2 separate regions of the Homo sapiens genome follow, and region 2 is linked to region 1. Evidence: chromatin loops called from intact Hi-C (ENCODE). Cell type or tissue: heart right ventricle. All regions are shown on one strand. Links, peaks and the distances in the headings refer to the core of each region. The heading gives the core; the rest is flanking DNA. Region 1 has its middle 95 kb from the start of NEBL-AS1. Region 2 has its middle 5.8 kb from the start of NEBL-AS1.

What was found. Hi-C counts contacts between places; a loop is a spot of excess contacts. Peaks named below come from ENCODE experiments on the same cell type or tissue, not always from the same donor. Only the 100,000 strongest peaks of a DNase experiment are listed, where the experiment ranks them.
Region 2: a loop joins it to region 1, with 2.1 times the contacts of the local background. A loop is called at or near these places in 14 of 110 quality-filtered maps.

What each region holds. Positions count from the first base shown.
Region 1 is chr10:21,262,120-21,275,473 of GRCh38, forward strand. It overlaps a transcript of NEBL not described here. Among named protein-coding and RNA genes, the nearest start is that of NEBL-AS1, 95 kb to the left of the region's middle. In heart right ventricle, for the core only: a CTCF peak has its summit at 8,039 (motif pointing left); no DNase peak of the experiment used is centred there.
Region 2 is chr10:21,163,625-21,172,831 of GRCh38, forward strand. It overlaps a transcript of NEBL not described here. Among named protein-coding and RNA genes, the nearest start is that of NEBL-AS1, 5.8 kb to the right of the region's middle. In heart right ventricle, for the core only: a CTCF peak has its summit at 7,927; no DNase peak of the experiment used is centred there; H3K4me3 peaks cover 696 bases.

The sequences.
Region 1 (13,354 bases), core at 6,552-9,051:
GATCCCTGGCTTAGCTGGCAAATTGCGAGGGCCTCGATAGGAGATTCAAAACTCAACAAGTGGCTGTCACTATGGAAACGGCTCCAATGAACCCCAAGAATGAAGGACGCTGGCCTGAGGAAAATGTCGGAGGAGGATCGCTGTGTCTCTGAATACGCCATCACGAAATGCTTTGCTGGGGAAGAGGTTAAACTGATTGAACAAGTGCCTCTGCACAAGAAGTTTGCCCCAGATCACAGGATTTAGAAGGGAAGGTGCTCTCTGGCCCACTCGGCTAGGGGGACCCAAGCTGCGTGAATCTGGCCCCACGCCTGTTCCCTATGGGGGTCTCTGAAGAGTGTCAGTCTTGCAAAGCTCCCAGTGCCAGAGCTGGAAACCCAGGGAGAAACGAAGGAAAGCAAAATGTATCTGGGATTGGAAATTAAACTGGGGCTTTGATGAATTCAAAGCTGTGGGCAGTTAAATATAGGGCTGAATTTTCTCTCAGGAAGTGATCAAAATCAAGGTCACAATTTTTAAAAGAAATTTCCCCAGAAAAGCCTCATTTCCAAGAGAAGGCCAGGCTTGTGTCTGAGCACATTGGTTGAGCCTAGGGTCCGGCCCCAAGGCTGGGGCTGGGGATGGAAGGCTGAACTTAGCATCTGCCATCCCTCCCTGGTCTGTGACTCCATGATAATTGGCTGGTGGGTGTAGTGGTTTTCCAGTGTGCCCATGATTACAAACCTCTCTTTAAATTCCGTGTAGACATTCTAAATAGCACGTTTGTAGACGATTACCCAGTCAGGAGATTATACAAACGCAATAACTAACATCAGAGCAGGATTCTCTTTCAGCATCAGGGGACAGAAAAGGCCATCTAAAAACAGTACCCACAGCCCCTTTGGTGGGCTTCTCAAGAAGATACAGATGTATTATCTACTTTGGGTCTTTTGTGGATGCACAAGGTGCTGTTATAGTGACAGTAATAATAATAAGAGAAATAATCACAATGGCAACAGCGATTGAACACATATTATGTTCTGGGCATTGTTCTAAGTACTCTTAGCGTAGGTATTTACCCATTTAATCCTCATACCACTTGAGGTATTGTAACCAAGTCCAAAGCTTGTACTGCTCACTGCATCACAGCCAATAAGTCAAGAGATAAGGAATTGGGACAAGGAAAACACCTTTTATTAAGAAGAGCCAGCAAATTGAGAAGATGGCGGACTAGTGTCCTAAAGAAACACCCTAAGCTAATAGAATTCTAGGCTCCTGTTATGTTAGGGGAAAGGGAAAGGGGGCGGGGGGTTGAGATCAAGAGGTGACTGATGATCACAGACATCTGGGTGGCAGTAAGAGTCCAAGCGGGGGAGGTTGTGAAACTTCTTTGTCCGTGACCAGGTCACAGTGCTTCTATAAATTTTAGCATAGCATGCTTACTTGTGTGTGCTCTCCTATCTCCCCGGGGGTTAGTTTTGGGAAGGGACTATGATTATTCTTGCTTTAAAATTAAACTCTAAGCTAAATTCTTCCCATAGTTAGCTTGGCCTACGTGCAGAGATAAGCAAAAGCGGTTAAACTGGCCAGGCACAGTGGCTCACGCCTGTAATCCCAGTACTTTGAGAGGCCGAGGCAGGCGGATCACCTGAGGTCAGGAGTTCAAGACCAGCCTGGGCAACATGGCGAAACCCCGTCTCTACTAAAAATACAAAAATTAGCCGGGCGTGGTGGTGGGTGCCTATAATCCCAGATACTCGGGAGGTTGAAGCAGGAGAATCACTTGAACCTGGGAGGCAGAGGTTGCCGTGAGCCAAGATCACACCATTGCACTCCAGCCTGGGCAATAACAGTGAAACTCCGTCTCAAACAAACAAACAAAAAGCAGTTAAACCAAAAGATATCACCATGGCAGGAGTAGGAGGGAGGGTGGTGCAGTTAGGGGCAAAATGGAGCTAGTCATGCTAGGCCTCCTTTTCTCTGCTACAGTATTCCTCTTTTCCAGATCTAACAGTTGAAGAAACTGGCCCAGTGGTGCCATAAGAAGTTTATACTGTGGTTGGATTTGAGGCATATCCACTTCACACTGTGTCCCCAGTTGGGATGATCCTGTAGGGAGATAGCCTGAAGCAGAAGTGTAGGGAGCTGGAAAGGCACAGCACTGATATATAAAGAGCATCTCTCATCTGCCCCTACCACGGTGCTGGGACAGTGCAGCACCATTGTCCATGGCCTTCCAGGCAGCACATGGCCCTCTGCAAGGAGCTAGAGAAGAGGCATTTGCTGGGCCTTTGCCTCAGGAATGAACTGGGTGGGCCATCCCATCCCCACAAGAGCAAAGGGCTGACAGAGCAAGTTGCCACCCTTCTGCAGGTGTTGTCCTCAACTCTCCTTCTGACTCACTCAAAGTATTAGAGTGAGTTCTTACAAGATATGAGGGAAAGTTGTGGAAAAACAATGTAAGTTTACAGGTGGGGAAAAAAAAAGAGTGATGATTAATGCAGAGGTGTCCAGGCACGTTGTTAAGTTCATAGACCAGAGTATACTTTCTGTTGCTCTGGAAAGCATTGGTCCCTTAATTTGTTCCAGTTGCTATTTAAAAAAAAAAAAAAAAAAAAAAAAAAAAAAAAAAAAAGCCTTACACTGGGTAATTTGTTAACATGACAACAGAAATGTATTGCTCACAGTTCTGGAGGCTGGGAAATCCAAGACCAAGGTGCTAGCAGATTCAGTGTCTGGAAAGGGCTTGTTCTTTTTCAAATATGGTGCCTTCTTGCTGCATCCTCACGTGACAATAGGGGCAAGAGAGCTTGCTGAGCCTCTTTTATTTTATTTTATTTTTATTTTTATTTTTATTTTTGAGACAGAGTCTAGAGTGCAGTGGCACAATCTTAGCCCGCTGCAACCTCTACCTCCTGGGTTCAAATGATTCTCCTGCCTCAGCCTCCCGAGTAGCTGGGATTACAGGTGTGCGCCACCGTGCCCGACTAATTTTTGTGTTTTTAGTAGAGATGGGGTTTTACCATGTTGGCCAGGCTGGTCTTGAACTCCTGACCTCAGGTGATCCACCCACCTGGGCCTCCCAAAGTGCTGGGATTACAGGTGTGAGCCACCGCACCTCTTTTATAAGAACACTAATCCCATTTATAAGGATGGAGCCCTCATGATCTAATCACTTCCCAAAGGCCCCACCTCTTAAACTATCACATCAGTTATTAGGTTCTAACACAGGAATCCTGGGGCAGTGGGAGGGGGACACCAACATTCAAACCACAGCAGCCTCTTACTCTCACGCTGCAAAACCCCATCACAGGTTTTATCACTACTAATCTCACTGCGTATGGTGAGCACCATCATACCCCAAAAAATAGTCTTTGAATTTAAGAAGCCTTAAGTATTTCTGATTGCTGTGTGACTGTATTGGTTGAATTCCCTCAGAAGCAGGTTTTGATGCAATAATTCAAGGGCACATAGTTTATAATAGAAGAGAGGAGAAGTGAAACAGGAAAGGGAAGAAAGCCAATAGTGCGTTATCAAAGTGGCCACTGTGGGCACCTGAAGCTCAGTCCCACCTGGAACCTGGGAAACTGTATAAAACAGGCAACAGTACGCTTTTCTGAAAAGCCCAGACAGTAAATATTTTTGGCTTTCCAAGCCAGGCAGTCTCTGTCACAACTACTCAACTCTACCACTGGAATGTGAAGACAGTCATAGACCATATGTAAACAAATGATCATGGCTGTGTTCCAATAACACTTTTTTACAAAATGGGTGGTGGCTGGATTTGGTCCTTGGGATTTAGTTTGCTGAGCCCTTGTGTAGAACACACCTTGGAGTTATCCCAACCAAGGGTGAAGAAGTTGGAGTATTTATCAACAGACTCTAATCCGTCATTGGTTAAAAATTGCTTCTAGGAGCATTAATTCTTCAGCACCTCTGGCTGCCCCTGCAGACCAGTGGAAAAGCCCCTCGATCCTGCTGCCCCCCATATCTGATCGATCACCAGGTATGCTGATTTTTTTTTTCTTTTTTGCTAGTTTCTTTTTGTTTTTGTTTTGTTGAGATGGGGTCTCACTCTGTCATCCAGGCTGGACTGCAGTGATGTGATCTCAGGCTCACTGCAACCTCTGCCTCCCAGACTCAGGTGATTCTCCCACCTTAGCCTCCCGAGTAGCTGGGACCACAGGTGCACACCACCATGCCCGGCTAATTTTTGTATTTTTGGTAGAGACAGAGTTTCGCCATGTTGCCCAGGCTAGTCTCGAACTCCTGAGCTCAAGCAACCCACCCAACTTGGCCTCCCAAAGTGTTAGGATTACAGGCATGAGCCACCACTCATACAGCTCATTACTCACGGTAGTTAACGTTCTAAAACATTGCTGCAAGCACTGACTTAGCGAATACTCAATGGAAGATGCTGCTCAAGGCAGGCCCCAATTCCCCACACCCACACTGCATGAGGCTCTTCCCTCACCTGAGTCCCAGGGTCGAATCTTAAGAGGATGTCCTGAGAAGCCTTGGTTTGCCCGTGGATCCACACGGTGCTCCCTGGGGGGACTCTTTTCAGATGCCTGTGTCTCTTTTCAAACAGCCCAGAATCCTCAGGGGAAGCACTAAGGTGAGCATCTCTCAATTTCAGCAAGGGAGAAAATCCCAGCCTTGGTTTTCAATTGATGGAGTTTGAGGGGCTTGTTTTGGAGACAGAGTCTCACTGTGTCACTCAGGCTGGAGTGCAGTGGCATGATCTCAGCTTACTGCAACCTCTGCCTCCCGGGTTCAAGCAATTTGCTGCCTCAGCCTCCAGAGTAGCTGGGATTACAGGTGTGCACCACCATGACTGGATAATTTTTGTTTTTTTTGTTTATTTGGGGTTTTTTTTGTTTTTTGTTTTTTTCAGACGGAGTCTCACTCTGTCACTCAGACTGGAGTGCAACGGCGCGATCTCGGCTCACTGCAACCTCCACTTGCCAGGTCCCAGCAATTCTCCTGCCTCAGCCTCCCGAGTAGATGGGATTACAGGTGCTCGCCACCATGCCCAGGTAATTTTTTGTATTTTTAATAAAGATGGGGTTTCACCACATTGGCCAGGCCAGTCTCAAACTCCTGACCTCAGGTGATCCGCCCACCTCGGCCTCCCAAAGTGCTGGGATTACAGGCATGAGCCACCACACCTGGCCTCTAATTTTTGTTTTTTCAGTAAAGACAGGGTTTTGCCATGTTGGCCAGGCTGGTCTCAAACTCCTGACCTCAAGTGATCTGCCCACCTCGGCCTCCCAAAGTGCTGGGATTACAGGCATGAGCCACCATGCCCAGGCTGCTGTTCTGATGTGTCTTATTTGGATAGTTGGGAAAAAAAACTTTTCCCAGAAGCACTTTCTTCCCACCCTCGTTGTGGAGACATGGATCACAGTCAGGGCTGCTGTGGGCCTACACTTTGCCTTTATGCAAACTGGAGATGGGATCCTCTTTCTCACGCAAGACTTCTCCTTGGAGACACCCCTCTGGTTGAATTTGGGAGTGATTGTGTGTGTACATGTTCCCGACAGTGTGGTCTCAATGGAAGATGCTGAGAGGGATTTATGATCTAAAACTGCATGGTCCAATATGGCAACCATCAGCCACATAATGCTATTTCAATTTAATATTAAATTAGTTAAAATTAAATAAAATCAAAAATTCATTTGTTCGTCAGTTGTACTGGCCACACTTCAAGTGCTCAGTAGCTACATGTGGCTAGTGTCTGTTGTATTCAAAAGAACATTTTCATCAACACAGAAAGATCTATGGGACAGAGCTGCTCTATAATTCAGCCAGAAGGTCAGAAGCTTCATGCCTGAGCACTCTTGTCAGTTAATGTATGTGTATGATGTGAATGATGCCCTCTTAGGTGTGGTACCTTCGGACTGTGTGCAACATGAACACCGATGTGTGGCGCCCCAACTGCATGCTCATTCATAAACCAAGACTCCTAGGATTGCCTTGGTCTTAGACCAACCAGGAGTCAGTCCTGGTGTTTGAAATACCTCCTCTCACTGCATGTGACCACTCAAAAGAGAGTGGAAACTACAAAATCAAGACTGCGGCAACTGAAGCTGGACGTGGGATTATGCCTGTAATCCCAGCACTTTGGGAGGCTGAGGCAGGAGGATCAGTTGAGGACAGGAGTTCAAGACCAGCCTGCACAATAAAGCAAGACCCCTGTCTCTTCGAAAAATAATTTTAAAAAGTTAGCCTAGCATAGTGGCATGGTGGTATGCACCTGTAGTCCCAGCTACTTGGGAGGCTAAGGCAGGAGGATCGCCTGAGCCCAAGAGTTTGAGGCTGCAGAGAGCTGTGTTCATGCCACTGTGCTCCAGCCTGGGCAACAGAGCAAGGCTCTATCTCTAAAGAGTAAAAAATACATTAAAAATAAAAATTTTAATTTAATTTTTTTTTTTTTTTGGGAGATGGTATCTTGCTCTGTCACCCAGGCTGGAGTGCAGTGGTGTGATCTCGGCTCACTGCAACCTCTGCCTCCCAGGTTCATGCAATTCTCCTGCCTCAGCCTCCCAAGTAGCTGAGATTACAGACACGTGCCACCATGTCTGGTTAAATTCTGTATTTTTCAATAGAGACAGAGTTTCACCATGTTGGCCAGGCTGGTCTCGAACTTCTGACCTCAAGTGATCCACCCGCCTCGGCCTCCCAAAGTGCTGGGATTACAGGCATGAGCCACTGCACCTGGCCAAAAAAATTTAAAAAAATTTAAGAGACTTTGGAAACAAGAAGATAGGGTGGATTACAATTGGCATACAACTCATAAGGTGATCGTATGAGTTAAAATAAAACATCCAGAGCAGTGTGTATAATCCCTAGAGCATAAGTACCTAAGGGATCTTAGCTTAGGTACTTTAATCATAATCATTATTGACTGATCATCGCATCTCCATTGTGGTTTGACCACCGCCAGAGCAGAGTGTCTCACAAGAATGCCAAAGAAGCACTGTGGGGATCCCCATTTCCTGCTGGGCACAACAGAGCAATGGAAGACACTTGTCCCATCTTCTCCCATTGTGGCTTTCCATGAGGGCATTCCTAAGTGTCTTGGCCCTCTGGTACCCAGGGGCCTTCTGAGTCCTCTAAGAGGGGTTGGTTGTGTACAACAACAGCAGATGCTGAACTCCAAGGGCTGGCCGAGGCAGCCTGGGCCAAAGAAATTGGGCCCTCCTCCCCCTAAATGAGAGTGCAAATGAACATGCCTGTCACAGCCACCTCCAGAGAGATGAAGGCAGATTCGTAGAGATGGGATCTCCCAGATAAAACCTTATAAGAGCTTTGGGCTTCTTGGGAAATAGTCTCGATGAGCACAACAAACAGAGTTGCTTTTATCTTCTTCGCACTCTAAAGACTGAGTGTTTAATATTCCAAAGCAGGCCAATTTGTCAAACAAAATAATGAACGTTCGTGGTTAGAACTATGCAGCAGCATCAGACACTTTGACTTCAAAGGCTACACCCTCTTTCATTATCAAAGATTACTAAATATCAACACATTAGGATGAAGCCCACAGTTCATTAATGCTGAATATAATTGCATCAGGCTGTCCATACTGGCTTTTCCACTGGGCTGAATCTGTTGTTTATGGAGATTTGCTGTAGGGAATATATTTGCATATATAGTGAGAGTAAATGCCTAATAGAGGAAGAAGTTTACCTCTAAGGTGGTGGTCTTCCCTACCAGACTGGGTCTCCAGGCACAGCTCTCTGCCACCTTCTATTAATCTCATTGTCACTTGACTTAGAGCAAATACAAAAAAGTGGTTAAGACCCAGCTAGGAAAATGGGTCAATGTACGGAATTAACCTGAAAGAAATTTGAGGAGTTCTTTGTTTGTTTTCAAATTCTCTATTGCTTCTGTGCATGAACTCCATGTAAAATTGCAGTAAGAAAATTATTTATGTCTGAAACAGGTTAAAATATCTTTCTAGACATCATCTTGAATTTAACCACAACTGTACTTGTATCCCCAAAGCAAAACTCTGGAATTCCACTGAATGGTGGCATCATCTGGTGGACATAAATGATACTGCAACTCCCCTACAGTTTCTGTCATCCCTCTGTGAGAAATATTAATTTCTTAATTGTGCTAAATTACTCAGAAATTATCGTAAACCACAGAAGTTTCTTCTATTAAGCATCTTCAATTAAGCTGCACATCTCCAAATTGGTATAGCCCTCCTAGACTGTCATAAAACTCTTATAATCTGATAGAGTCTGAGACTATTTTCCATATTTTTTTTTTTTTTTTGAGACAGAGTCTCACTCTGTCACCCAGGCTGCAGTGCAATGATGTGATCTTGGCTCACTGCAACTTCCACCTCCTGAGTTCAAGTGATTCTCCTGCCTCAGCCTCCCATGTAGCTGGGATTACAGGTGTGCGCCACCACACTCAGCTAATTTTTTGCATTTTTAGTAGAGATGGGGTTTCACCATGTTGGCCAGGCTGGTCTCGAAATCCTGACCTCAAGTGGTCTGCCCACCTTGGCCTCCCGAAGTGTTGGGATTACAGGTGTGAGCCACCGCGCCCAGCCCATAATTTTTAAATTGTTTGGTATATAGATCTTATCTCACCCCAGCAGGTCATGAACTCCTTGAGGACAAGTCGTTCAACTCTTTTTTATACCTCATACTTCCTACTATCTTAGTGGGTTCTCAATAACGACTTGTCCAGGACCGAATAATTCACACAACGTATGGATATGTACATTAAAGAGAACAGAATGTGCAACTGCAAGTGTACAGAATTTGGGGACAAAATCCCAGGGATCTCCTCATCTCTGTTGGTGAGACTGTAAATTGGTACAGCCATTATGGAAAACAGTATGTCAGTTCCTCAAAAGACTGAAAATAGAATTACCATATCATCCAGCAATCTCACTTCTAGGTATATATCCAAAGGAATTTATATCTCCACTCTTGTGTTCACTGAAGCATTATTCACAATAACCAAGATATGGAAACAACATAGAAGTCCATAGACCAATGACTAGATCAAGAAAATGTGGCATATATACAATGGAATATTATACAGCCTTAAAAAATAAGGAAATCCTGCCATTTGCAACAACATGAATGAACCTAGAGGATGTTATGCTAAGTGAAATAAGCTAGACACAGAGAGACAAATACTGCATGATCTCACGTAAACTTCTAAACAAACTCTAAAACTTCGACTCCTAAACAGGTTCTCAAGAAGTTGAACTCCTGGAAGTAGAGAGTAGAGAGGTGGTTGCTAGCGGCTGGAGGGCAGACGAAATAAAGATGTTGGTGAAAGGTTACAAAATTTTAGTTACAAGATTAACATATTCCGGGTTTCATGTACAACGTGGTAGCTATAGTCGATAATAATGTTTGTATACTTGAAACTACTAAGAGAATAGTAAACAGATCTTTTTTTTTTTTTTTTCTAGATGGAGTTCCACTTTGTCATCCAGGCTGGAATGCAATATTACGATCTCGGCTCACTGCAACCTCCACCTCCCAGGTTCAAGCGATTCTCCTGCCTCAACCTCCTGAGCAGCTGGGACAATGGGCACCCGCCACCACGCCTGGCTGATTTTTGTATTTTTAGTAGAGACGGGGTTTCACCATGATAGCCAGGCTGGTCTTGAGCTCCTCGCCTCAAGTGATCCACCCGCGTCAGCCTCCCAAAGTGCTAGGATTACAGGCGTGAGCCACTGCGCCCTGCCGAGAATAGATCTTAAATGTTCCCACCACACACAAAAGAATAGTAACTATATGAAGTGATGGATATGTTAATTGTGGTAATCACTTCATAGTGCATATACATATATCAAAACATCACATTGTACATCTTAAATAGAAACAATTTTTTTTTTGAGATGGAGTCTCACTCTGTCACCCAGGCTGGAGTGCAGTGGTGTAATCTCAGCTCACTGCAAGTTCCGCCTCCCAGGTTCACACCATTCTTCAGCCTCCTGAGTAGCTGGGTCTACAGGCACCCGCCACCACACTTGGTTAATTTTTTTTTTTTTTTTTTTTTTTTTTTTAGTAGAGACGGGGTTTCACCATGTTAGCCAGGATGGTCTCGATCTCCTGACCTCGTTATCCACCCACCTCGGCCTCCCAAAGTGCTGGAATTACAGGCGTAAGCCACCGCACCCGGCAAATATAAAAAATTTTTACGTGTCAAAAATAAACAAATACACCTGCTGTAGTGGCTCACACCTTTAATCTCAGCACTTTGGGAGGCCAAGATGGAGGATCGCTTGAGGCCAGAAGTTTAATACCAGCCTGGGCAAAATAGCAAGATCCTGTCTATACAAAACCAAAAATTTTTGAATTAGCCAGGCATGATGGTGCACATCTGTAGTCTCAGCTACTCACGAGGCTGAGGTAAGAGGATCAACTGAGGCCAGAAGTTTGAGGTTACAGTGAGCTATGATCACACCACTGCACTCCAGCCTGGGCAGCAGAGCAAGACCATGTCAAATAAATAAATACATAAATAACAAAACACCAGGGGTTCTTGCTCCAGATCCTCCGTTTGATAGCTGTGTGGCATTTGAGCAATATCTACAAGTTGCTTTTTGCATCTGTAAATTGAGTATATTAATAGCTCTCTTGCAGCATTATCTTAAAAAATCAATGAGATCATTGGAGTGAAAGAGGAGTGTCAACTGTGAATCATTATTAGTTGCTCTTACTGTCCTTTATCTTCCTCCTCCCTGGACAGTTGAGCGTGCATTTTTTGCTTTATTGATATTATGTCCATCATGGTCATTGTGCCATAAAATGGCAAGATAAATTGTCCCTTGAAGCCAGGATCATGCTGGCCATCTCTCTTCTTGGATGTACAGAATAGACAAGGCTCCTTCTTACTCTGCCACCCCGCCCCAACCAAAACAAACAAACAAAAATCTAGGTACAGGAAAGAGGAAATGTGACTTGGCAGCTGCTCACCAAAGACAACTGGAGTCATCTACTTGATTGGAGGTTCCACATGATGAAATTGGACAGCCACAGGGTTGGGAGCTTGTGGGCCCTCGGAGGAGGTTAATAGAAGGGCAGTTTGTGGGGAGGTGAGAGTTCCCTCTCGCCCCTCTCATATCTGCTCTAAACCAACCACATCTAAGACACTATTTATACCTTTGAGCACCAACCTGTAAAATTTCAACAGGAGGAAGGATCCCAAGCAGCAGATTTCTCCCTTGGAGAGCTGGTCTCCAAGAGAAAGAGGGAATTGAGCTTCAGGGAAATAGATTTCATTTCTGTATAAGAATAAATTTCCTAATAGTCCTGGAGGGAGCGGGACAGAGGGTATTCCAAGTCTAGGGGACTTCCTCCCACTGAAGCTAGACAGAGGGGCTAAGCATCACAGGGCTGGTAGAACTGACCAGCCTTTGGGCTGAGATCCAATTTGTGAGGCTGTGGTTTCCAGTTCAGTTGACACTGAGGAAGTGGACAGTCCCTCCCTATCTACACCCTACAGCCTCTGCCAAGTGTTGCTCTGTGGACCAGCCATGAGGATTCTCCAGGGAAACACAAGAAAGACCGCCTGGCAGAGAGCAGCACATCCCTTAAGATGCAGCTTCTAGTCCTGCCCTCAGGGGCTCAGACCCAGGAACCAGGGAGTTGCTAAGTGCTCTGCCCAGCTGAGGGGTGGATCTCACTGTCTGGGACCAAAGGCTCCCAGGGTTCTCAGCTTATCTCTATACACAGATAATTTACCCTTGACCTTTCCTTACCAACACCCCTTCTCCTTCACCAGAATTTGCTTACCCCTGCAGCAGATGCTGTAAGTCCTGCTCACATTCCCTCTGCCCACGCTAGCTCTGCCAGGCAGCCTCTAAGATGGCTCCAAGGAGACCCATCTTTCAATGTTCATGGCCCTTGTGATCTCCTTGAGTAACTTGCATCTGACCAATAGAATATGGCAATGCTGAGGGGATGTTACTTCCATGAGTAGGTTATAAAACATTCTAACTACCATTTTGTGAGAAGATTTTCTTGCTTTGAAAGCAAGGTGCCGGTTTAGAGAGGCCCAGTAACAAGAAAGTGAGGGCAAAATCCAGCCAACAGCCAAGAAGGAGCCCAGGTTCTCAGTCCAACATCCTTGCAGGAAATACAGTGGACCCTTAAACAATGCAGGAGTTATGGGTGATGGCCCCAGACAGAGTCAGAAAAATCCATGTATAACTTTTGACTTCCCAAAAGCTTAACTACTAATGTCCTGCTGTTGACAAGAAGCCTTACCAATCACATAGTCGATTAACACATATTTCCTATGTTCTATGCATTATACACTGCGTTTTATTTAGTTAGTTAGTATTATTTATCTATTTTTGAGACACAATTTCCCTCTGTTGCCCAGGCTGGAGTGCAATGGCATGATCTCAGCTCACTGCAACCTCCACTTCCCAGGCTCAAACAATTCTCGTGCCTCAGCCTCCCGAGTAGCTGGGATTACATGAATGCACCTCCACTCCTGGCTAATTTTTGCATTTTTAGTAGAGACAGGGTTTCATCATGTTGGCCAGCCTGGTCTCGAACCCCTGGCCTCAAGTGTTCCACCCGACTTGGCCTCCCAAAGTGCTGGGATTACAAGTTTGAGCCACCACACCCAGCCTATACACTATATTCTTACAATACAGTATGCTAGAGAAAAGAAAAATGTTATTTAAGAATCATAAGGAAAAAATATTTGCTTTTTTTAATTTAAATTATTAATATTAATTATTTTAAAATAAAATTTAAAAAGAAAATATATTGACTATTCATTGAGTGGAAGTGGATCATCATAAAGGTCTTCATCCTCATCATCTTCACATTGAGTAGGCTGAGGAGAAGGAAGAGGAGGAGGGGTTGGTTTTGCTGTCTCAGGGAAGGCAGAGGAGGAAGAAAGTCCATGTGTAAGTGGACCCATGAAGTTCACGCCTGTGTTGTTCAAGGGCTAACTGTAAATTCTGCCCACCACCATGCAAGTGAATTTAGAGGTGGATTCTTCCCCAGCTGAGCCTTCAGATGAGATGCCCACCCCACCCTGCTCAACAGCTTTATCGCGGCCTCATGAGCGACCCTGGAGCAGAGCATCTCTCAACTAAATCATGCCCAGGTCCTGACTCCCAGAAACTATAAGCTAATGAATGTGTGCTGTTTTAAGCCATTTTAAGCTTTTAATAAATACACTGGCTTTCTGCATCTCTCTTCCTATGGGCGTTTTCTGTCTCAGGCTTGACCCCAGCAGAAAACATTACCAGAGCAACCTTCAATCACTAGATTTGGACAAGTTTCCCCAGCTTCCAGACCTTAAGTGGGATGACTCCAAAATAGGGGTCTCCGAGAGTTCCTCTCACTGAGCCCGAGTGGTGCAGAGT
Region 2 (9,207 bases), core at 6,433-8,932, 99 kb before region 1:
TCTCTGTGTTTGGTTGCACCTGCCTTTGATGGATAATGAGTCTCAGAGTGCTAATCAAAGATTTTTATCCAAATGGCTTTTTAGACCGCTGAGCTGATGCAGAAGTACAACAGACCACCAGTCTGGTTATTGATCAGATGCTATTCAAGAATGCACACATCGAACTAGTTCTCTTCTGGCTCCTCCTAGAATTCAATAAGAATGAGTCAACAGAGAGTGTGAAAAAGTAAACAGAAGTCAAACGCGAAGCAACATCCTCCAAGACTCTGCTAAGAAAAATGCACAGCTAACTATAAATAAAATTAATACGGGATTTCCAGTGATGGAAGAAACAATCATTGCCACTTAAACCTGGTCCTTCTCACAACTTCCTGTTTTCATGGTTAGGTCTGTGCCCTATCTAGGTTCGACCAGAGAGGCCTGAAGAACTGTTAGACCCATTAGCAGGACTTTGCTGAATTCAAATAGCCAACCTGAGCATGGAAGAAATCAATAATAATCATTTTACTTAGTTCCTAAAACATTCTGGGTACTCAGCTCATAAATATTATTCTAGATTCCACGGTAAAGCCAAGGTCTCCTAAGGCTAAAAGCCAAGGTCTTCCTAGTAACACTAACTATAAGAACTGAAACAGAACAGAAACGTAATTGATTTCTCCTTCCTCTAGAGACTTAAAGGAGTTCTAAGCCCTCGAGGACAAGGGTGTCATGCATGGCTATGTCTGTATCTCTCTTACTCCCTGATGTCCTAGGAACCACTCTGTAAAGCACTCGTCTGAAAACATTTAAAGAGGACCCACTGAAATGTCCTCTCGCACAGGCCCTTGACACATAATCAATATACCTTTAAGCACACATATCTATATCTTGCATTAACCTTGCATTTCACCATGATTGAGGAGAGATCTGCTGAGCTTCATCTCAAAATCTTTTCTAATCTGACATCATTCCATAATAAATACATCATCATAAACAGGCAGAACTTACACATCAAAGGCACCTTTCAGAAACATTGCAAATGGGACAGAGAACCCAGAGTGTGGTTTGTAAATATGATTCCCTACAATGACTTAAAAGATACCAAAATGCATTAGATGTTGCCAACGGTCCAATACGGTGACTGAGAACCAGATCATTTTGTATATACACTGGAACCTTTTTATTGGCTCAAAGTATCTCCTTCCTTTGTTTTCAATCATCCAATTATAACCCAAAAAGAAAAAAGAAAACTGTCATCCTGTCACGTCAGATACTGTGTCAAGGGGCAAAGGTTTAATTTTTTCCATGAGGTATGTAACTAAAAAGTCAGGCAGGGCACATTGCAGTGGATGCTAACTAGAACTCTAACATGCCACAATATCCTTCCATAGAAACAGTCACTTTTAACAATGTGACCTTTTCTCTTGTCTTTAAGGGAGAAATAGGAGACAACAATTTTCCATTCACTATTATAAGTAAAAGAGTGGACTGACATTTGGGTCCTGAAGTGTTATTTGATGGGCTCAAGCTTACAAACATTTCCCCATTTAATCTCTATAAAGTCCCTGGTAGGTGGGAATTATTTTCCCATTGTACAGATTACAATTTAACCCAGAAGGAAATAAATGAGCATTCATAAGAAATGTTTTTAGAAAGATGTCACATTTTGAAACCAGACCTCTAAGTAGTGAAAGTAAATTCCCACTACGTTCATTACAGATCAGAAAACGTGAGACTATCCCAACAGCAGGATACTTTATTATCCCTTGGAATTCAGGCTTAATGAACCCTAGTCACCAGTCCCCACAGATCAGGCTCCTCAAAGCCTCATCCTAATCCAGTTCTTCTGGATCATGCAAGCTCTGTCTGCCTTCCCAAAAGAAACTAGCCTGGGCCTTATCCTAAACTAGGGGCTAAGAGCAGAGGCTACACACAGTCCTCGCAGTCCCTGAGGTGACTAATATTATCAAGTACCTTCTAAATGCCAGGCTCATCTACGGCCATACCACCCTGGACGTGCCCAATCTCGTCTACGTGCCAGGCTTGGGGGCATATGCAGATACATGGGACAGATCCCTTGGAGGATACAGACAGATAAGCTCATGGTTCCTGCACAGGGTGGTGTGGGCTCTTACTGCTGAGCTGAGACCTATGTGGTGACTGTGTTGGACTGAACCCCAGGGAAAGGTGTGGGGTCGGGTGTGATGGGCACAAACAGAAAAGTGGCTGTTATGATTCACAAACTTATTGCATGTCATTGTACGTTACAGGTAACTTTCAGTGCTCTCTGATGTATGGAGCATTAACAATATGGAACTAAACTAGTGTTTCTCATATCTTTCAATCACCACTTCCAATAAAAAATATTTTCTATTGGGAGGCCGATGTGGGAGGATCACGAGGTCAGGAGATCGAGAACATCCTGGCTAACATGGTGAAACCCCGTCTCTACTAAAAATACAAAAAATTAGCCGGGCCTGGTGGCGGGCGCCTGAAGTCCCAGCTACTCCGGAGGCTGAGGCAGGAGAATGGCGTCAATCCGGGAGGCGGAGCTTGCAGTGAGCCGAGATCAAGCCACTGCACTCCAGCCTGGGCGACAGAGCGAGACTGTGTCTCAAAAAAAAAAAAAAAAAAAAAAAAAAGAAAAGAAAAAAAAATTTTCTACATCATGATCCAGTACACATATGTACCCGTATCACTGAAAAAAAAGTTTGCCGAAAGAATTCTCTTTTTAGTACTTAAATGAATTCTGATGTTTTCTCTTCTCATTCTCTTTTCTTCCTTCTTTCAATTCTGGTTACAACTCTCTAATGGGTAGCAGCCCATAGTGCGAAAAACTTCGGTATAAACCTTTTAATAGGTGTGAGTGAGTTCTTATCATTTATTGATGTACTTCCTCTTCTCTCTTCCCCACTCTTTCTTCACCCCTCAAAAAAGTACCAATGAGGAAAGACGGACACTACTGTTTCCTGGAGGTCTGCCATGTGCCAGACACCAGGCTACGGCCTATCCTAGTGTTGTTTTGTTACTTCTCATACAGCCCTGTGGGTTTAGTATTACTGTGCCCATTTGACAGATGGAGAAACTGATGCTTGGCAATCGAGAGACTTGCTCAGTAGGCCAGGATGGAGCTAGGATTCAACTCCAGCTCCATCTAGCTCCAAAACTCCAATTAGAACATGTTGTACTTTGTGACACATTGTTTTGTAATCAAAGCTAACTTCATAGCAGGAATTTCATCAATCTCCTTGAGATAACTCAAGTCCTTGGAGTGTTCTAGAACCAAATTCAGGAGGCCCAACTACAGATAAGGAAAATAGATGGTGGGAATACTCTCAGGTTTCAATTTAATTTCCTTCTGTGTCCTCTGATTACCCTTAGGAAAGGCACTAATGAGGAGTGACCAGCAGCGAAATGGTACGTGAGAGGCAGCGGAGCACTGGCCTCGATAATCACACTCAACAGGGGCCGGCAGAACTGTGCTGACCGTTCTGGGTGACTCGTCACGAGATGCACCCAGCCCAGCCTCTTGCAGGCGGTAGAAAGTCAATAAATATTCACGAGAGGGAATGTGAACACAGGCAGACCGAAAGTAAACACAACACTCAGCGCCTGCTGTTTTATTTTTTAAAGTCTTCGGAAACCATGTTAAGTGAAACTCTTTGATGAGAGGGAATCTTACTTGGATCACTAAAGATACTTCACTGGATACTTCTGTTCTTTTAGCCCCATAATTAAAGATACATTTGACTAAGATACAAGGTATAGTAAATGTAGGCAGGTCAGAGGAAATGTTCAGCCCAAAAATATGTCTGTGAATAATGTTCAGCCGAAATAATGTTCTGGGGAAATTATTGGCAAGGTCATGTTAAACTATTGCGTCGTTCCTTGGTGGCACCCCAGACCTAATATAACTTGACATTTGGTGAGAACACATTAGCTGGTCAGTCTTGGCAATGCTACTTCTAAGTGGTAATACCTCTCAAGAAATTTTAAGAACCGACGTATATTTTAAAAAGACATAGTAAATGCAATTTTGACTTATACACACAACAAATTAAATAATTTATTTGACAAATGGTCTTAGGGTTTATACTCATTGTGTGGCTTGCTGGGTAGCAAAATGTTTATAGTTTAGCTTGGCATATAAATTCACATAGAAATATTAGCTATGTTTTTTGTCTAATCATCAAGTGTTATTTTCTCGGCACCTCTTAGTGATAACAATTTTGCCTAGTCCTCATTTCTTTGCAAGTTCCATGGTGAAAAAAATCCCAAATGTGCTAAAGAATCCATTGCCTGCTTATGAAACATAAAAGCTTATGAAAACATGGCACGCACTCAAGTACACCAGTTTGTTTTTAAATATTTTAATAGTGTGCACTGCTGCGTTAGGAGCAAAATGGGTATTACGCCCAATCTTACATCTAGTGTGTACTATACTTTGATCGTTCTATCAAAAGATCAAAATTTAAATATCATGTAAATTATATTTTATACATGTTCTCCTTTGCATGAAATCAAACAGAATACTTGTTTCTTCTCTAAACACATGAGAATATAAACAAGCAACATATTTAAACTGAAGAAGCACTCACTACTTCATTCCATTAAAGAATGCCCTCAGGTAGCGATTAAAATGAGAAATCTTTATGTTTTCTTACAATAATTCCAAATGTCTATGCTCATGGTTTCCAATTCTTAAGCATATTCTTAATATTTATTTTAAAGGTTCTTCATTTAATTATGGATGTTTTTTCATAAGAAATGCTACTTAAGCCCTTTTCTTGAAAACTGTGAGAGATTCTGTAAATCAGTAGAAATAATAGCAGAACTTGAATAACTGATATTGAATCTCTAATAGCTAAGAAAAGTTGTCATTTTCATAACAGCTAAATGTAAAGTATGAGCGCTGATTGGATCCTGGCTTTTAAAAAAAACTGTAAAGAACATTCTTAGGACAATGGGGGAAATGTAAAATTAGACAGGATATAAGATGTTATAATAATGCATTTGTTAATTTTCTTAAGTGTAATAAAAGCTCTATGATTCTTGAAGAAAATGTCCTTAGTCTTAGTGCATGCATGACGTAGTTTCTAGGGATGAAATGTCACGATGTATGAAACCAACTTGATGTATGAAATGGAAAAATGGCTCAACAGTGGCCGGGCGCGGTGGCTCATGCCTGTAATCTCAGCACTTTGGGAGGCTGAGGCGGGTGGATCACAAGGTCAGGAGATCGAGACCATCCTAGCTAACATGGTGAAACCCTATCTCTACTAAAAAATACAAAAAATTAGCCGGGCTTGGTGGCGGGCGCCCCTAGTCCCAGCTACTCGGGAGGCTGAGGCAGCAGAATGGCATGAACCCAGGAGGCAGAGCTTGCAGTGAACTGAAATTGAGCCACTGCACTCCAGCCTGCGCTACAGAGTGAGACTCCGTCTACAAAAAAAAAAAAAAAAAAATATATATATATATATATATATATATATATATATATATATTTGGACATATAATTAGATCAAAATATGAAGCAGCAAACATGGCAAAATGTTAATAATAGCTGAATGTCGGTGGAGGGGATAGAGATGTTCCTTGTATTATTCTTTTACTTTTTTTTCATGTATGAAAATTTTCACAATAAAAAGTGACAGGGGAAGACGAAGAGTTGTTTTCATTTAAGCATGTATATACATTGACTCCTGAACCAAACCAGGTACAGATAAAATATTGCATTACATGGAAAGCAAATGTTTCATTTTCTGGTAGCAGTATACATAAGAAAATCAATTTTCTACCATTGACCCGGAGAAATTATGGCGGCCCTCTGGCCACAACCACAGGGAGCAGCTGATTGACATGCACCACGTGAATTAGAGCCAATGAGTCAGGATCCCCAGAGGGCAATCCATACTGCCCAGCCAGTTTACATGGCAACACGTATCCTTTTCAGACTACAGACTGACAGCAGGGACCTTTGAGCCCAGAACCCTCTTAGCAGACAGAATCCAAAACTTTGCCAGGCTCCATTTTCTAGAGTTAGCATATGACATGAACCTAAAGCTAAATTTTAAATATCAGCTGTCTACACATTCATTCACTAAGGATGAATTCCTATTTCCCCCTATTTATCTGCTCAATCAAGTAGACTTCCAGGTTCAAAATGAGGCAAAAATCCTAGGGTGCTACCCTCAGAATTCAACTTAAAACTAAAAATAATGTACTGGAATCATATGAGAAATTTTAGAGAGAAAAATCTATAAACATTCTATACAGGTATGTTGAGAGTATTAAAAATAAGGTTAAGACCTATGAAACAAAACAACGGGATGTTTCTTTTTCATAAGTAGAATCATTTCCTTTTGGGGCCCACATCTCAACGTTTCTGGGCACTCATCACTATCAAGTCAAAGTGCAAAATAGCTCTTCCCAACTCATCCAGAATCTCATAAACTTTTTAAATCAGATTGAACTCGAACTAAGCAATAAGCACTAAATAATTTTCAAGTATCCCAATGCAGTCAATGACTCTACTTCAGTAGAACCTTTTTCTGTCCTTTTATTTTTGATCATTTCTTTTTCTCCCTTATCCAATTCTCTCTCATTGTTGTAATTGCTATTCTCTCCCCATTTTCTTTCTGTCTCTTTCCTCCTTCCCTCCCAATCCCTTCAGGCCTACCAGGGCCACCCAAAGGCATTGTTATCACTGGGGTTAAATTCCTGGCCCTGCCCTGTAAAGAATCCTGAATCCTGATGTGGTCCATAAAGCCTGATGGAAACAGGCTGCCCACTGAAACAGTTACAGGAAGAATGGTTCACTTTCCTTTAACCAAAGAACAATTATCCCGTTTATGGGTGCTTGGGGCCCTTTCCCTTCTCCTTACGCCTGCCTTTGATCTTTAACCAGTCATTTATGGCTCTCTGGAAGGGAAGCAGGAAATCATGATACTGAAACCTCATTTTTGCTTCACGCTATTCCAATAGGAAGCACGGTGTAGGAGGATCGAAGACATCAGAAAGTTTGGGGAATATCTGTGGACTTCCCCTCTCCAAGAAAGTCCTGAATTCTGTTCAATGCCCCCATTTTCTGATTTCTTGAAAAGTTTCTGGTCTACCTGTAAGCACTAAGGAGTAAGGAAAAACACATATTAAACAGTCTTCACCAGATAAAATTTTTTTTAAGTTATTTGCCAGAGAGGTATGAGTGATTCCATTTGCTTACCAAAAATATACTGTCTATGATAACATACTGTCAGTATGTAATGAAGCATGAATTAACCAAGGGCCCTCCATCTCTAGGAGACCTGAATGATGAACCTACTTCAAAAACTGTAGGGAGGATGAATCTCTGGCAACATTCCAGCCAAAAGGCCAGGGGTCCAAAGGCCCCTTTGCTGCCTCCAGACTATGCCAACCACACAGGGGAACTGGTGAGAAAACTCAAACATCAGGCCAGGTGCGGTGGCTCACGCCGGTAATTCCAGCACCTTGGGAGGCCGAGCGGGGCAGATCACCTGAGGTCCAGAGTTCGAGGCCAGCCTGACCAACATGGAGAAACCCCGTCTCTACTAAAAATACAAAATTAACTGAGCATGGTGGCGCATGCTTGTAATCCCAACTACTCGGGAGGCTGAGGCAGAAGAATCGCTTGAACCTGGGAGGTGGTGGTTGCAGTGAGCCAAGATCATGCCATTGCACTACAGCCTGGGCAACAGGAGCAAACTTCTGTCTCAAAAAAAAAAAAAAGAAAAAAAAAAAAGAAAGAAAGGAAAAGAAAGAGAAAACTTAACCATCAGGGCCAAGAGCTTACAGTTGAAAGCAGTCTGGGGTAGGGGGATGTTCACAGGAGTGGAGAAACATATGCCCCTGGGCAGCAAGGTAGACATTTGGAAACACTAGCCAAATCAAACCACCAGTAGCCTCCAGGAGTGATCTGAGCCCCCTCCTGAGCCTGATCCTCTCAAGGCCGCAATTTCATTACCCGCCACATGGGGGTAATAATAGTGTCCCCTAACTCGTAGGGTCGTTGTAAAGATTAAATGATCAGTATGCATAAAGTGCTTAGAACAGAGCTTGACACACGGTGAGCGCGATATAAATGCTAGCTAATTGCTATTCTAGGCTAGCAGCATGCCTACACAAAAGCCTTCCAAAGAAGGCTTACCTTTTTTAATCCCCACCTACTACAGCACTAACCAGTCGGAAGTACCCGGTCTACTTCAGTCGGTCTACTACAAACGACCTACTACTAACCAGCCAGGAATACCCATGTCTTTGGTTCCATTCTCCAAACCATTCTTTGATTTCCTGTTTAAGCCCAGAATCTCTGCAGTGGTCTCAGCTAAGACCAAATGAGCAAGACTCCTTTCCATAGCAACTAGGTTCAGGTATGAAATTGCAGTATGGCAACATCCTATGATTAAAATGGAAATTGACACAGGATTAAAATGGAAATCTACCTGACATGCACTTCAGAGCCCACACGTTCTCAGTGGGGAAGTTCAGCAGCTTCTAATAAGTGTCCCTAAGGCTGTAACACTGCGAACCTCAAAAACTAACCTGATTGAAGATGCATAGACGTTACCCAACACATTAGAAAGGTATAAAAAGCAGTGATCGTCAACAAAGTACATGGCCCCAGAGTCTGTGATATAAACAGGTAACTGGCCCCTGCCACACCTGGGTGACACAGTGAGTCAGTTCTTCAAAACAGGCAGGTCCACTGGCTCTCAAGCTCTGAGGCTGTGCCACACCTGGACAGCGTGTTGACAATACTTACGCATTACAATAGGGCTTCTTTTCATAGCCTTTGTAGTTGTTCATGTTGAGTGCCATCTTGCAGACCTCACAATGGAAACATCCTTTATGCCAATACTGGAAAAAAAAAAAAAACATTTAAAAATACAGTACAATGCCAGTTCTCACCAGGATGGGCACAGAAGGAAGGCTTTTTAGTGCATCACAGTCCCTGTAGCTGAAAATATTACAACAAAAAGAGTGTAGGGAACTGGGGATGTGTTTACCTACTTTCAGCTAAGTAAATAAAGCAGGCAGCTCTGAAAATGGAGTCTTAAAGGAAAACCCACCGCAATACACAGACGCACCATGGACGAACTGTCAAGGTTCTGTCGAAACAGCACTTCTTTGAGCAGCCAGAAACGATTTCTGAGCTCGGTTAATGAAGAAACGGGGCCCAGAGAGTGGCTTCGAAACCAAAAGGAATCCAGT